Linked DNA regions of Mus musculus: region 2 is linked to region 1. Evidence: chromatin loops called from intact Hi-C (ENCODE). Cell type or tissue: left cerebral cortex. All regions are shown on one strand.

Evidence for each region. Hi-C counts contacts between places; a loop is a spot of excess contacts. Peaks named below come from ENCODE experiments on the same cell type or tissue, not always from the same donor. Only the 100,000 strongest peaks of a DNase experiment are listed, where the experiment ranks them.
Region 2: it touches region 1 in a loop (5-fold over the local background); 2 of 42 quality-filtered maps call a loop at or near these places.

The regions. Positions count from the first base shown.
Region 1 is chr3:140,174,858-140,182,857 of GRCm38, forward strand. No RefSeq gene overlaps it. Among named protein-coding and RNA genes, the nearest start is that of Mir7j, 150 kb to the left of the region's middle. In left cerebral cortex, no CTCF peak of the experiment used is centred here; DNase peaks (open chromatin) are centred at 4,440, 4,819 and 5,220; H3K27ac peaks cover 245 bases.
Region 2 is chr3:139,308,666-139,316,665 of GRCm38, forward strand. Stpg2 (sperm tail PG rich repeat containing 2) reads left to right here. Exons shown (of 14, transcript NM_198659.2): 9 at 417-577. Among named protein-coding and RNA genes, the nearest start is that of Gm24260, 110 kb to the right of the region's middle. In left cerebral cortex, no CTCF peak of the experiment used is centred here; a DNase peak (open chromatin) is centred at 3,261.

The DNA of each region.
Region 1 (8,000 bases):
CTTTTTCTTCCAGACCAAAAAAAAAAAAAACACCTAAATTTTAATGTAATCAAATTTCCTTGTCAGTTCTTTGGTATTATATCAAACCCAAGTTTATATATATTTTCTGCTTTGGTTTATTGTAGAGTTGTATGGTTCTGAGCTTAAATTTAAGCTTCTGCTCCATTTAGAGGTAAATTTTGTGAAGTTTATAAGGTCTATGTCAGTTATCAGCACTCTTTTGTGTTTTGGAGATGTCAAGTTATTTTCAGATCCTTCTGTTGATGAAGCTGTCTTATCTCCATGGCACTGTTTACATGTCTTTGTCAGAGCCTGCATCTGGGCTTTCTATTCTAGTCAACTGATATGTCTGTCTATACCTATACTTGAATCTTGCTTTCTGGGTTATAGTATGTTTTGATGTTTACTATTATTATTATAGACTCAGTGAGGCATATTTCTTTAGAAACAAACTCTCATCTTAGTGCTCCTGTAGATGAAATGTTTCATCAGTTTCAAAGAGCTACTTGGGAAAAAGAATTTGGATATGTCCAGAAGTATTTCTGTCCACCATATTTATGATGTAAGCTTGGCATGCTCAGAAAAGTTCCTGCCTTTCATACCAATCTTCTGAAGATGTGCTTGGTGTATGATTTAAAGCAAAGTATGCCAGTAATGTGTCTACTATTTTTTTCTTCTTAAACTGTTTCCTAAAATTGAGGATTTCAGTGTGGTGGTTTGAAGAAGCATGGCCCAAATGTGATCATAGATTTAAATGGTTGGTAGTTAGGGAATTTCACTACTTAATGTGTATTAGGAAATGTGGTTCCTTTTGGAGTATGGCCTTGTTGTAGGAAGTGTGCTACAAGTGTTGGGCTTTGGGGTTTCAAATGCTTAAGCTAGACCCAGTCTCTCTTCCTGCTGACTGGCAATTCAATGAAGAACTCTCAGCTACATCCCAAGCACCAGATTTGCCTGCATGCCACGATGCTTCACATCATGGCAATAATGAACTAAACCTCTGAATGTAAGTAAGCAAGCCTCAATGAATACTTTCTTTAATAAAAGTTGTTGTGGCAATAATGTCTTTTCATAGCAATAGAACACTGACTAAGACAGTCAGACACCTTATAATGAAAATGCTCAGGAAATTGTTTGCCAGCAAAATACATTCCTGTGTCAATAAGTAGTGGTTATGTGAATAAAGTTCTTAGGGTTTTTTTTTTTTTACTTAAGAATGCACATTAATTTTGAGAAACCATAGTGTTTTCTTTACTTGAGTAAAACAATAACCATTTACCATTATTTCAATATCTGTTTTTGCTTGCTGACTTCAGTTTTGTCAAAGGAGGACATACTCTGCTCAGTTACTCTATTTCAATCTTCCAACTTTTTTTTAAATCTTAATTTTATGTAAGTTATCACAACTTTTAAGGTAAATTTTAAAAAGAATTTAGTTCTGGACCTAATATGAAGGAATGTGGCTGTGGATTTAAGCAACCATGAATCAGATGTGCTGCTCTGGTAGTACATGAATTTCCAATAGTTAAAGAACATAACACATTCACGAATCCTTGTATGTCCATAGTATGTTGGTCAGGCATCGGTTTGTTAGAATATTGCTATTGCAAAGTAGGAAAACCTCTTCCTTAGGATTCAAAAATAGTTGCATCATTAGGTTGCATGAAGCTTGAAGTCCGTCAAAATTAATGACGTAATTCAAGAGTTTTATCTAGACCTCATGAAAATACTATGTCGAACATAGAAGCTACTGGAAAATTCCTGCTGCAGGGGATCAAGGATGGTTCAATATGACTTTTGTTATTGGTTTACAACTTTCTATTTTTTCACAATTATGAATTTCTATTCAGTTAATGTTCAGCAGTCCATGGGCTCTTACATATGTGCCTTTTGTCAGAATTTTAATGCATAGTATCATATCAAATTGTTTAGGTGCCTTTGCCTCAAAGTAATTTTATGACATTAAAGTTAATATATCAAAGTGGAACGTGCTATTGTGGGGACAAAACTTTCTTTCTAGTCAGGAATGTGGAGTATCTCCCCATACTTTTAGCATATTTTTAATTTATTTCAACAAGGTTTTTTTGTAGCCCCCCTAAGTATTTTGTCAGACTTTGTTGGGTTTATATAGTATGAAGATACATGTGGGGTTGTACTTGACTTTGTCATATGTCTTAGGGTTTCTATTCCTGTGATGAAACACCATGTCCAAAGAAACCTGGAGGAGCAAAGGGTTCATTTGGCTTACACTTCCATATCATAGTCATCACTAAAGGAAGTCATAGCAGGAACTCAAGCAGGGCAGGGACCAGGAGGTAGAAGCTGATGGGAGGCCATAGATGTGTGGCACTTACTAGCCTGCTCCTCATAGTTTTCTCAGTCTCCATTCTTACAGACCCTAGGACCACCAGCCCTGGGATGGAGACAACTGCAATAGGCTGGACCCTCCAGTACTAATCACTCATTAAGAAAATAGCTTCCCAGCTTGCCTGCAGCCCAGTCTTATGGAGTCATTTTCTTAACTGAACCTCCCTCCTCTCAAATGACTTGAGCTTGTGTCAAGATGATATAAAACTATCCATCACACTATATTAGCCTTTACATCCTTTAAGTTTTGTAGCAGTTCCTTCTTATTTGCAAGAGTTTCTTTTGTTAATTTGGTTTTCTTCCTATACTATTATCCTTTCTATGGACAAAGTCAAGCTCATTTTATCTTTTCTACCCCTCCCTTCTTTCTGGTGTTTCACCAAGTCATGCTGTACATATTTTGTGTATGCTGAGAATTTTGTATGATGTCTGAATGCATTCTTGAAATATATTTTGCTTGCTCAAGTTTCTTGGAAATTATTGATTTATTTAGTTATTTGTTCTTAGTGTGGAGGTTGTTTTGTGCATTGTAATGTAAAATTGGACCAGAACTTAGTCCTATGTGAATTTCCTGAATTGCTTGATTTTCTTTCGATTAGGATTTCCACTCAGAGGATCATAAACAGCCCAATCAAGCTTCTGTCACATGCCCTCATCTCTGTGCATGGTTCTTCAGCACTAGAGTCATTTAAACTGGATAATTGAGTGTTGTGGGATTTTTACTGTGTATTGTAGAATGTCTGGTAGCATCATTTGCTCATGTCTATTCATTATATTTCCAAATACAACTCAGGGGGAAAACTGACTCCCACTGACAGCTTCTACTCTAACATTCTAATGCAACCCTTCCTGGTAGTTTTTGGTGTATCCTCCCATAAAGGTTGAATAGACCTCTGAAGGTATCTGCAGTGACGCTATCTGCACCCATTTCTTAATTTCCTTGTCCTATGGATTCTAGCCCACTCTTTTCTGTGCCTGGGTCCCTGCTCTTTAGTCCCAATTTTGCAGAATAAGCAAATGTCTGTTCTGGGTTCATCCCTCCTCTGATACACCCTGGAAACTTGCAATAGGAAAAGATGTGGATAAAATTAGGGCTTAGGTCATTTATTTTTATCCTTATGCATCACTCTCCCTTCTTGTCTGCTATCCACTGAGTCAAAAGTTTCTACTTGTTTCAGATAAGAAAATAAATGTAGTTTCTGTTACTTAATACTATCAAGAAATAGTTTGCTATGAATGTAGTCATATAAACATGTTGTTATATTTGGGTAATGTGTAATGAGAGAGGAATGAGCTAAGGGAAAAGGGGAAATGGGGAAAGAGATTCATTTTACATTGTTGCTCTGGTATCACATTGGTTTTAAAATTTCTTCTCTTTACTGAGAGGAGAACACGTGGCACTGTAGCATTTTGCTTGGATCATGTGAACATCTATCTTGTTAAAATATTTATCCAAAGAAAAACGACCTACAAACTTAAATCTTGAAATAAAACCCAAGCACTTACATATTCTAACTTATTTCCTCAAGTAACTATGGTTTGTAACACGACTTACCTTATGCTTAGCAATAAGATCATGGAAAATATGAATTAGCAGAACTTGAGCAAGTGTTTGAAACTGTTGTGTAATCTCTCCTTTTATATTGATAAACACATGTATGTTTTGTTTTCTTTGGAACATCTAAGCCTTCTAGTGTCTTCTAAGGCACTATTTAGTCACTTACGTCTTGGTTTTTTGTTTGTTTGGTTTATTATTATTATTATTATTATTATTATTATTATTATTATTATTATTATTGCTCTATGCTGCCTGAGTTGGTATCCCTATATAGTCTTTTTGCTTTTGACAAGCTCCAAGATGTTACTCTGTATTTGAAACTTAGATCAAGGTTTTCCAAGATGGAACTATGTTTAATGCAACAACAAACTAATCTGTCTGTATTTGTAAATAGCAGTTAGCCATCTTTTACTGCATGATTCACTGAGCTTGTGTTTTAGCAGGGATTCTTGGCTGTTTACTATGCCCCAGGCAACATCTCGTGCAAGTGTCATAAATGTTCAGCAAACTTTGTCATGTTACTACATGGTACTAATGCTTTGGAGGCACAGGGAGATGTTTGTAGCTTTGGAGATATCTCATCTAAATAGTTTTATTCTGCTTACTCTAGTGAATGAAAACTTGTGGGAAACCTAATTAAGTGAAGAACACTTACAGAATGATACACAGTGTTTTATCTTTGTAAAATAATGCAGAATGGCTTTCAAAAAAATTCTTCAATCCAATTTTTTTTTCCTCTTGGAATTGAAAGAGCAGTTTTCAGGATGGACTAAACCATGTTAGAAATGGCAAAAATATAAAATTGTCTTTTATAGGAACAAGCTAAGTACACATTGCACCTACATGCAATCTGTCACCCCAGCACAGCATTTTACAGAGTACAGGATGCGCAGCTGTGTATTCATAACACAGTGTAGTTTCATCATCCCACACGGCACCTGGGAGCTTGTAGAGTGTGTGCAGTGTGCACAGCCTGAGTTGGCATACTCAGGTAAGTTTTTTCCTTTAGACATGTTCCAAGTTGCTATGCTTTTATTGGAACTAAAGAACAAGAAGATAAACCACTGGCAATCTCTGAAATTCTGGATCGAATTGCTTTGTTCTTTTGCTTTTTATTAGTTCTGTGAGTTGTACTTTGTACAACCTCTATTCTCTTCTTCTCTCAGCACATCTCAGAATCAACCTACCTTCCCTTCACATCCAACTTTGCACTATTGTTTGTTGTTGTTGTTTGTTATTATTGCTGTCTTTCTTTTGCAAAATGACAATTTGTGCTGCACACATATATTTGGTTTTATGGCTTTCTCCTAAAGTATGACTCACTTATCACGGGCTAACTGTCTAGAGTAAACTGAACTTTCTCTCTGTGCAGCTAAGCATTTATGATCATCCAGGAAGGGGTGGAATATCATATAAAACTTCCCTTCCTTTGCTGGAATTTAAGATGATAAAGGCTAATATAGTTCTTATACATGGTGTCACATCCACAGTGAGATCAGATGTGCAGCTGTCCTGCTGTGACCATAAGACACTCTTTCCTGGTAGACATCTACTACTCCTGGAACTTACAGTCATTGAGTCCCCTTTTTAGCATCTAATCTTAGCCTTTCACATAAGGGGTTGCAGTATATATATTCCATTTATGTCCAAGAATTCTGCAGCACTTCATTCTTTGTGTTTGGGCCAATTGAGGTTCTGTGATGTTTTGTATATTCTTGGACCAGGGAGTGGTACCATTTGGAGGTATGGCCTTATTGGAATAGGTGTGACCTTGTTGGAGTAGGTGTGTCACTGTGGGTTTGGGCTTAATACTTTCACCCTAGGTGCCTGGAAGCCATTCTTCTACTAGCAGCCTTTGGATGAAGATGTAGAACTCTCAGCTCTGCCTGCACCATGCTTGCCTGGATGTTGTCATGCTTCCACCTTGATGATAATGGACTGAACCTCTGAACCTGTAAGCCAACCCCAATTAAATGTTGTTTCTTATAAGACTTGCCTTGGTCATGTTGTCTGTTCACAGCAGTAAAACCCTGACTGATACAGAAGTTGGTACTGGGAGTGAGTTGTTTATTATCATCTACTACAAATAGAACTACTCTTGTGAAATTTCAGAAATAATTTTTCTATAAACATAATCAAATGTCATTATTGGTTAGTTTAACAGTGTCCATTTCACAGAATAATTATCATTCCAAGAACTTTGGCTAGAAAGATGAGAGATCCTAGGAGAGAAACTGATACTATTTTAACTTGTACTTTCTAATATTTCATGTTTTGTTTATTCAAAATATTAATTACCTTTGGCTGTCCCAGAACTCACTTTGTACAACAGGCTGGCCTTAAACTAAAGATATCTACCTGCCTCTGCATCCTAAATGCTGAGATTAAAGGCAAACATCACTATATTTCCAAGCAATTATTGTTTCAATCAAAATTATAAAGAAATAACTTCAAATGAATTTTTTGCCTTCTTTGAATAGAGCTATTCTGATAGTCTTTTATTAAATTTAAATTGGAAAGTTTGATTATATATGAAAGAAATAATTTGTTTTTGTTCTGTTTTCCTTTTTGTTTATTTGAAGTGCAGAAGTTATGTAAACCCAGCTGTCTTCAAACTCATTGTGTAGATGAATATAACCCTGAACCCCTGATCTTCCTGTCTCTAACTACCAACCACTAGGGCTCCAAGCATGGGGCACCACATCTGGGGAAACAAAAAAGCTTTTGTTTAATATCTACAGAGATTTTTATATTATCACATTTATTTACCAGCCCAAATTGCTACTACCTCAAATATACATTATTGATATCTTTTTAATATTATTCTAATATCTTCTGCCAGCTGCATCCTCTGCCAGCCAATGTTGTTTTGGTTTTCTTTATATCGTTGTTGTTTAAGGATTCAACCATATACATATATCATATATTATATATTACATATTATATGTTATGCAGTATATGTTATATGGTACATGTTACACATTACACATTATGTAACATGCATTATATTATATATTACATATCACATTATATATTATGCATTATGTATTAAATTATATATTATATAGTATACATTATACATTACACATTATACATTATATAATCATATCATATGTAATATATTGATTATATATTTTGCATCATATATTATATATTTTACTATATATAATGTATATTAATTAATAGTAGTGTGTATGTATGTTTGACATATGTGTGGGTGCTCTTAGCAGCCAGAAGAGAGTGTCAGACCCCTAGAGTGGGAGTTACAGCAATTGTGAACAATTGGAGATAAGTGCCAAGAACTAAACTCAGATCATCTGAGGAAATGGCAAGTTATTTTCACTACTGAGCCATCTAGCTCCCTAGCCCTAGGTTTACTTTTTAATTGGTAAAATAAAGAGACAAAGTGTGGAGCAGAAACTGAGGAAAGGCCATCCAGAGCCTGCCCCACCTAGGGATCCATCCCATATACAGTTACCAAATCCAGACACTGTTGTAGATGCCAAGAAGTGCTTGTTGAAAAGAGCCTGATATAGCTGTTTCCTAAAAGGCTCTGCCAGAGCCTGACAAATACAGAGGTAGATGCTCACAGCCAATCATCAGAGAAAAGACTGAAGAAGCTGAAGGGGTTTGCAACCACCTAGGAAGAACAACATCAACCAACCAGACCCCCCAGAGCTCCCGGGGAGTAAACCACCAACCAAAGAGTACACATGGAGTACACATGAAACGACCCATGGTTTCAGCCAAATATGTAGCAGAGGATGTCCTTGTTGGACATCAATAGGAGGAGAGGCATGGGGGGATGCAGAAGCAGTGCAAGAATGCTGCCTACTGTCTTGTTTCCACTGGCTTACTCAACTTGCTTTCTTATAGCACCCAAGAGTATCAGCCCAGGGATGTACCATCCACAATGGGTTAGGCCCTCCTCCCTTGATAACTAATTGAGAAAATGCCTTGCAGCTGGATCTCACGGAGACATTTCTTCAAGGGAGGCTCCTTTCTTTGTGACAACTCCAGCTTGTGTCAAGTTGACACACAAAAACAGCCAGTACACAGATTCATTTTCTATACT
Region 2 (8,000 bases), 870 kb before region 1:
TATGGCTTACAAATGGTGCCACACTGCCAGCTTTCTTTTACACTGGCTAACCTCCGTTATTAACAAGTTTTGAAATAGTCCCATCATGTAAAACTTCTCACATGCACCCTTGACATTAGTGTCCACCTCCATTCCTGTCCCCAGGCAACCTCTGAGCCCATGTGCTTTAATTTTTCTAAAGTTTCATGTAAGTGGAATAATTTAGAATGTTGTCACTGTTTTTTCTGCATGCTTCTGACACTCAATCACGTTTGCTCATTAACTTTGAAAGCCGTTGATAAACTTTAAAAAGTATCTATGCTATATAGCCAGAAATATATGACTTCCTTTTAAAAAGTTTACTTAATGTTACTGAGTTAAAAAAAAGTTCTTAAAAGTATGCTTATTCTTATACATAATGTTCTTTATAATTTTAGGTCCTGGCTTTTATGATATCTCAACCAACATTGTAAAAGCCCAGGTTAAAAAACCCTGCTTGAAGAAACAACCGAAAACTGGATTTGGTTCTTCTGTGCCTCGAACTTTGTTCACAGCTCAGAAAAAAGCTTTCCGTGGTCCTGGGCCTAGTGATTATCAGGTGATAGGTTTCTAGCAAGACACTCATTTTTTCATTTTACTTTATTTTATTTATGATGTAATAATAGAATTGCTAGGCAAGTATGGTAAGCTCTTCTTATTACAATATTCTATGTGTCATAAAAAGTAGAAGACTGATCACAGTCAGCAGATGAATTACAGCAGAAGAAAAAAAAATCCAAACCAAAATAAAAATCCATACAAACTGAAGTTCTAGAGATCACAAACATCATGTTTGATAAAAGTCTGCACTAAAGTTATGTTCAAGGAAAAGTAGTCGGGAAAGTGAAGGCTCAGAGCTTCAGACAAAGCAATGGGCATATTTGCTACAGAATAGTTGAGATTTAGGGAGAGTTAACCAGATGGCCAGTTTAAAAATGGTAAGTGTTCTAACAAGGAGAATGTTCTTTGTGGGTAAGGCAAGCAGTAGGGACCAGTAGTTAAGAATGGGAGCTTGAGATTTTGATTCAGTGGAGGAATTAGTTTATTAATTAGGTTTTGGTTTAAGACAGGCTTATGCAATATAGTTTTATAATATATAATATGTAATTATATAGTATTATAGATTATGCAGAAGTATATATAATATAATTATATAACTATAGTATATTTTATGAGAATTTTTATTATAAACTCACTAGAAATGGTACTGGGTTACACAACAGCATTTAAAACAGTGTGTGTGTGTGTGTGTGTGTGTGTGTGTGTGTATGTGTGTGTGTTCACATGCCATGTGATATCTGTGAGGGCCAGAGCATAACTTGCAAAGGTCAGCTTTCTACCTTTACCATATAGGTTCTTGAGATGAACTTGAGCCTCAGCCTTGCCAGCTGATCCTTTCCCTGCTTAGCCACCTCCTTGGCCACAAGTGACATTGTTTCTCATCACTCAGGATTTATGTTTATTGATGATGCTTGGGAAATGGAAGGCATAAATAACCCAGAAACAAGTGAAACCTTACATCCCATTTTTATTTTTATAACTGACTTTAAAACACTATGTCCCAAATTCAGAGTATTACAATGTGAAATGGCTGACTGTTTGCAGGAATGGTTTCCTAAGCTGGTTGTCATTGCAGTGTCTAAGGACGTTTTAAAATCTTGATGCTCTGGTCATAGCTTGAAGCAATTAAGCTGGAATCAGATTTTGCAAGTGTTGACTCTGGGTGGTATGATTAAGACGAGGCATCAGCACTGGCAGGGAAGCAAACCACTATATGATATGTTTGAGAATTTAAAGGCAGGAATTACACGTTTAATTCAGTGCTCCGAATTAAAATTTGCATTTTATTGTACATAAAACATATGATTAAACATTATGTTTTCAGCTTTCTAAATTTTTGAAGCGTATTTTTACAGATTTGTTTTCTAAGCAGACACCTTCAGCATTTGTTTTCTATGTAAATGTTTTATTGCTTTTGCACATTTTTTCACAGTTCCCTTTTCAGTATTATTTTGTAGCAAGCAACGTTTAAAGCTCTTCTACCCTTGCCTCAAGCAGAGCTCATGCTAGCTGCCCATCCTAAAAGACTTAGGTCCCTTATACACCTGCTTTTGCCCACAAGGAAGCTGCGGTTTGCTGGTATCTAATGGCCCCACCCTTCTGCTCTCCATGGTGCCCTCTGAGCAAGGAGAGTTGTCACCGTCTGCTGCTGAGGGCTGTGTCAGGATGGGTAAAACCTTTTGTCTCCAGCTCAGGAGCCTTGACTCTTCTGTTAGTACCTAAAACTAGCCGTACTTGCCAACTTGGAGCAGGATATCATTTATAGACATTTTTATTTTATTGATTTTTTTTCTCAAAGGTCCCCCCCCCCCCCCCACACACACACAGGGTATCTGAAGGTCGTCACGATAGCTATCTGGTTGCTGTCAACTTATTTCCATTAAATTCAGCAGTTTGTTAAAGAGTTGAGAAATGAACAAAGTTAATCTACCTGTGACTGCTCTACGGGTTTTTAGTCTTTTGATTGGCAGATGCTTTTTGATTTGTAAACTTCATCTCAAACATTTTCCTCATATCTTTTCACATATTTCTTCTTTGATAAAGATTCAGTTTGATATATACCCTATTTTAATTCTGATTATGAAAATAGTACATCAAGCCTACCCTAGTGGTTTTGAGGGACCTCTCATGAATTTCAGTAGTTTTTAGAAAGTTTTGCTGTGCTTTGTGTAAAATGTACCATTAGTTCATTGGTTTTAGTTCCGCTTCATGTTTTCCCATCAGAGTCCCAGGGGCATCCTTTGATCATTGCCAGCCAATAAAAACAACTAGTCTCACCATGTCTCCAACAACCCTAACTTAGAGCACTTTCATGCCATTTTGATATATTATCACATTCTAGATAGTATGTTTTAAACTCTGAATATTGTTGCTGTGCATCACCTGAATTCACGGGTATACCATTACCAGGAAATTCACTTCTTTCTGCATTTTCAGGCTATGGACTGGAGTTTTCAATGCCTCCCTGAAAGACAGGCACCTTGTGCTGCTTCTTGTTTGCCTCTGCTGCTGCTGTGTTATTGTAGGCTTGGTTTGTTTGAAAAGGCCTATTTTGTATAGATTTTGAATAACTCTTTGGATGTAAAATTTTAGGGTGCTAGTTATTTTCAGTACTTTAATGATGCCACTGTGTGGCTTCCAGTGAGAAGTGGGCTGTGCTACAGATGGATTTTCCTGTGAACCGAGTGGATGCTTTTGTGTCTCTCACTTGTATCTTTGGTATGACTAAGTGTTGCTTTCTCTTCAGTACATCTGTCTGAAATTTGCAGAGCTGTTCCATCTTTGCTTGCTGTGTGTTGTCCACTTGAAATAATTCTTGTCTGTGGTTTCTTCATATATTTCTTATGCCGTATCCTTTCCTGCTCCTGGGATCCAAGTACACACATGCGTTGGATGGTTTGTCATAGTCTGGACCTGCTGCACCTTCTGCTCCTCTTCGTGTTTGGGTGCATACATTTTCTGTTAGGAGAATCTGCAATTTTTAATTTTTTCTAAGTGAAGCTATTGAGTTATTATTTAATTTTTCTTTTTTCATTGACAAATTCTATCCATACAATATAGTCCAATCATGGCTTCTCTTCCCTCAGCCCCTCACAGATCCTCTCACCTTCCAACACACTCAATTCTGTGCCTTTTCTTACTTTCTCTTTATGAAGCAAGCAAACATGTATACATCAACAAGAGATACCCAGAAAAATCAGAATAAAAAACCACAAGAAACACACACACACACACACACACACACACACACACACACACTCTCACACACTTCATTATGCTGATCCATAGAGTTCAGGTCTTGTTTTAAAAATGAACTTTAGTTCATAACTGTGAGAGAAAGCATGCAGCACTTGTTTCATGGGCCTAGCAGGTGTATGGTAGAAAGGAGATCTACAGCCATCCCAGGTACCCTTCCTACAGCCTACCAGTGATTCACACTCTCAAATTAGTAGTAACCTTTTCTTTAATCATGATTATTATTGATATATATTTATCACATGCACACATTTAAGTACAATCTCTTGAGACTAGTTTTGTTGTTTGTGCATATATGGTTTCAGGATTGCCCACTTGTTATTGGAAAACTCTTAAGGGCCTCATCCTTGGGAGAGAGTCCAATCTCTCTCTCCCAGCAGTCATTGATTGTCTATAGTTCATTGTATAGAGGGGGAGCCCTACAATATTGTCCCTCCATGTTAGCTAGTCTACTGACATTGTCATTGATCCTGTTGTTTATGTAGCTATTTCTAGGAGAGAGCGTCTCACAGCTGACTCCCTCATATTCTAGCCCCTACAGTCTTGGTGTACCTCCTTTCATGGTGTTCCTTAGACCATAGCTTCATGAGCTGTGACGTAGCTATATCATTGATGACTGCATTGTATCCAGTTGTGGCCTTCTGTGGTGCACTCTTTGCTGTGAAGAGACAATTCTTCAATCAGGTGTGATAGTCACACTTATCTGTGGGTGTGAGGGTAAGATTAGAGTGCAGTAAGGAATTATGGGGTCTAGTAAAGTAGAAATAGTTGACAAGTTTCCAGTGACTTTGCCAGCCCTGGATATTGGTTAGGTTTTAGTTCTAGGCATGATTTCCCAGCTCTCGAGTGGGCCTTACATCCAACACGGTAGCTGTGGATTCCTACCAAGATGTGCATGGTTTTGACTGCACCTGGCTGTGCTGGCCAGCAGGTGCTTCACAGGTATCACATCTGGGTAAGACCTCTAGTTGCTTCCCTCCCTCGGCAGCCTGTACAGGATTTTCTGGTATCATGTAAGCTGGACTGAAGGGAGCAGCCTTTCAGGCTTGGTGTCCCAACTGATCAGTGACTTCAGCAATCAGAGCTTACCTTCAACCTCTGAGAAGCAACCAAAGGCCTTATCAGTAGTGTTTGTTATCTAGGGAGTCACTTGCATGGCATTGCTCAAATGTTCAAAAGTCTTTCTCATGCATGGCATTGGGTTTTTGTTAGCCTATGGTTCTTGTGGGGGACATTGTCAGCTCAAGCATATATTCTTCATTCATCTGTTGATGGTTATTTTAGGTGATTCCATAACTCAAGTATAGGGCTGCATTAAATACTGTTGTGTTAGGACTTCTGTTGGCATGCTTACTGTGAGTCCTTTGCACATATACTGTGGACTATATAGCTACAAGTGGGTCATATGGAGATTGCATTTTTAGTTATTTGAAAGAGTATTTATAGTGATTTTCATAGTGGCCATAGTAGTTGTTTACTCCCAAAAATAGTTTATAAGGGCTCTTTACTTTTGCCTGCGGCCTCTCCAGCATTCATTGGGATTTGGTTTCTTTTTTAAAAGTTTTGTTCTATTTCTCTCTCTCTCTGCTTGCCCCTCTTTTTGTCCCCCTTGTTGCTGTGATCCATTAAAAATTAGTGCTGGGATTCTTAATCATCAGGGAAATACAAATCAAAACAACCCTGAGATTCCACCTCACACCAGTCAGAATGGCTAAGATAAAAAATTCAGGTGACAGCAGATGCTGGCAAGGATGTGGAGAAAGAGGAACACTCCTCCGTTGTTGGTGGGATTGCAGGCTTGTACAACCACTCTGGAAATCAGTCTGGCGGTTCCTCAGAAAATTGGACATAGTACTACCGGAGGATCCAGCAATACCTCTCCTGGGCATATATCCAGAAGATGTCCCAACCGGTAAGAAGGACACATGCTCCACTATGTTCATAGCAGCCTTATTTATAATAGCCAGAAGCTGGAAAGAACCCAGATGCCCCTCAACAGAGGAATGGATACAGAAAATGTGGTACATTTAAACAATGGAGTACTACTCAGCTATTAAAAAGAATGAATTTATGAAATTCCTAGGCAAATGGATGGACCTGGATGGCATCATCCTGAGTGAGGTAACCCAATCACCAAAGAACTCACACAATATGTACTCACTGATAAGTGGATATTAGTCCAGAAACTTAGGATACCCAAGATATAAGATACAATTTGCTAAATGCATGAAACTCAAGAAGAAGGAAGACCAAAGTGTGGACACTTTGCCCCTTCTTAGAATTGGGAACAAAACACCCATGGAAGGAGTTACAGAGACAAAGTTTGGAGCTGAGACGAAAGGATGGACCATCTAGAGACTGCCACACTCGGGGATCCATCCCATAATCAGCCTCCAAACGCTGACACCATTGCATACGCCAACAAGATTTTGCTGAAAGGACCCTGATATAGCTGTCTCTTGTGAGGCTATGCCAGTGCCTGGCAAACACAGAAGTGGATGCTCACAGTCAGCTATTGGATGGATCACAGGGCCCCCAATGGAGGAGCTAGAGAAAGTACCCAAGGAGCTTAAGGGGTCTGCAACCCTATAGGTGGAACAACAATAATGAACTAACCAGTACCCCCCAGAGCTCGTGCCTCTAGCTGCCTATGTAGCAGAAGATGGCCTAGTCGGCCATCATTGGGAAGAGAGACCCCTTAGTCTTGCAAACATTATATGCCTCAGTACAGGGGAAAGCCAGGCCTACGAAGTGAGAGTGGGTGGATAGGGGAGTGGGGGGAGGTCTGGGGGACTTTTGGGATAGCATTTGAAATGTAAATGAAGAAAATATCTAATTAAAAAATGATGAAAAAAATAGTGCTGGGAACCAAATTTTGGTTTGCAAGAGCAGTTATGTACTCTTTTCCCCCCTCTTTTAAATTATTATTAATCATTCCATTTGTTTACATCTCAAATGATATCCCACTCCTGGTTACCTCCTCCACTAACCCCTCATCCCATGTTATCCCACTTCCCAGTTACCCTTTCACCACCTCCATCATTCTACATCTGCCCTCCCCCCTCCATTTTGCCTGTATGAGAGTGCTCCCCCACACACCTAAACTGTCCCACTCCACTGCTCCAGCATCCCCCTACTTCTTGGGCGTTTGGCCATTTTGCCAGGCTCTTGTTTGATTTTTTTTCTTTTTGTTTTTGGTAATTGCTATATTGACTGGAATGATAGACAAATGTTGAACATTTTTTATATATTTACTGATCATGTCACCTTCATCTTTAATTTCTCTTCTATTTAATGAATACTTTAAAGAGTCTATTGTTAGTTCTTCTCTAAGGCTCTGGAAGAATTTAGTAGTTCACTTGTTTGGACTACAGGTTTTTTTTTTTTCTTCTTCTTCTTCTTCAGTTTCACTGAGTGTAACATATTTGTTGGAAATAGACATGCCTGATGTTCCCTGGATATAAGCGGAGATTTTTTAAGTTTTCCCTTGCCTGTCACATACAGTCTACTGTCATGAAGTATGTTTTCAGGTGTTTTGTTTGTTTGTTTGTTTGTTTTTGTCGTTTTGATATAAACTGGGTTTATTTCTAGAACTAACTTCCGCATTCTGGCTAAAGGAACAGACAGTTTTACAGAAAGGATGTGTAAGAGATTTGGCTTTTCAGTCAATTAATGCTAACCCTGAAATGAGTAAAGATCACCTATCAGGCCATTATCCACTCTATGTCAAATGGAAACAGTGATGTCTATAAAGAGGAGAATATAAGCCTTTATCAACTTTGTACAAACATAGAAGGTTGCAACTATTTATACAGTTTAGATGAATAAGGTGAATAAATTAGATTAAATTAGAAATAGTACTTCACAGGGAATAATTAATTGTAAATTAAAATTGTAGATTACCTGCCTCTTCTAGTCTATTAATTTGCATCTTCAGTGCATGTGAGAGAATATCACATTAAAAGAGTATTGCTCATTTTGCATAGGAAACATATTAATTCAGAATTGCACAAAATTGAGTTAAAGTTTTAGCTAATATGCTTTATGTACTAACAATTAAATGTTAACAAATAATGGTATATAATTGGAACACATAAATTACAATTTTATATTATTGAGATTACAATGTACTTGTAATACTGAAAAGTAATTGATTTCTAATTATG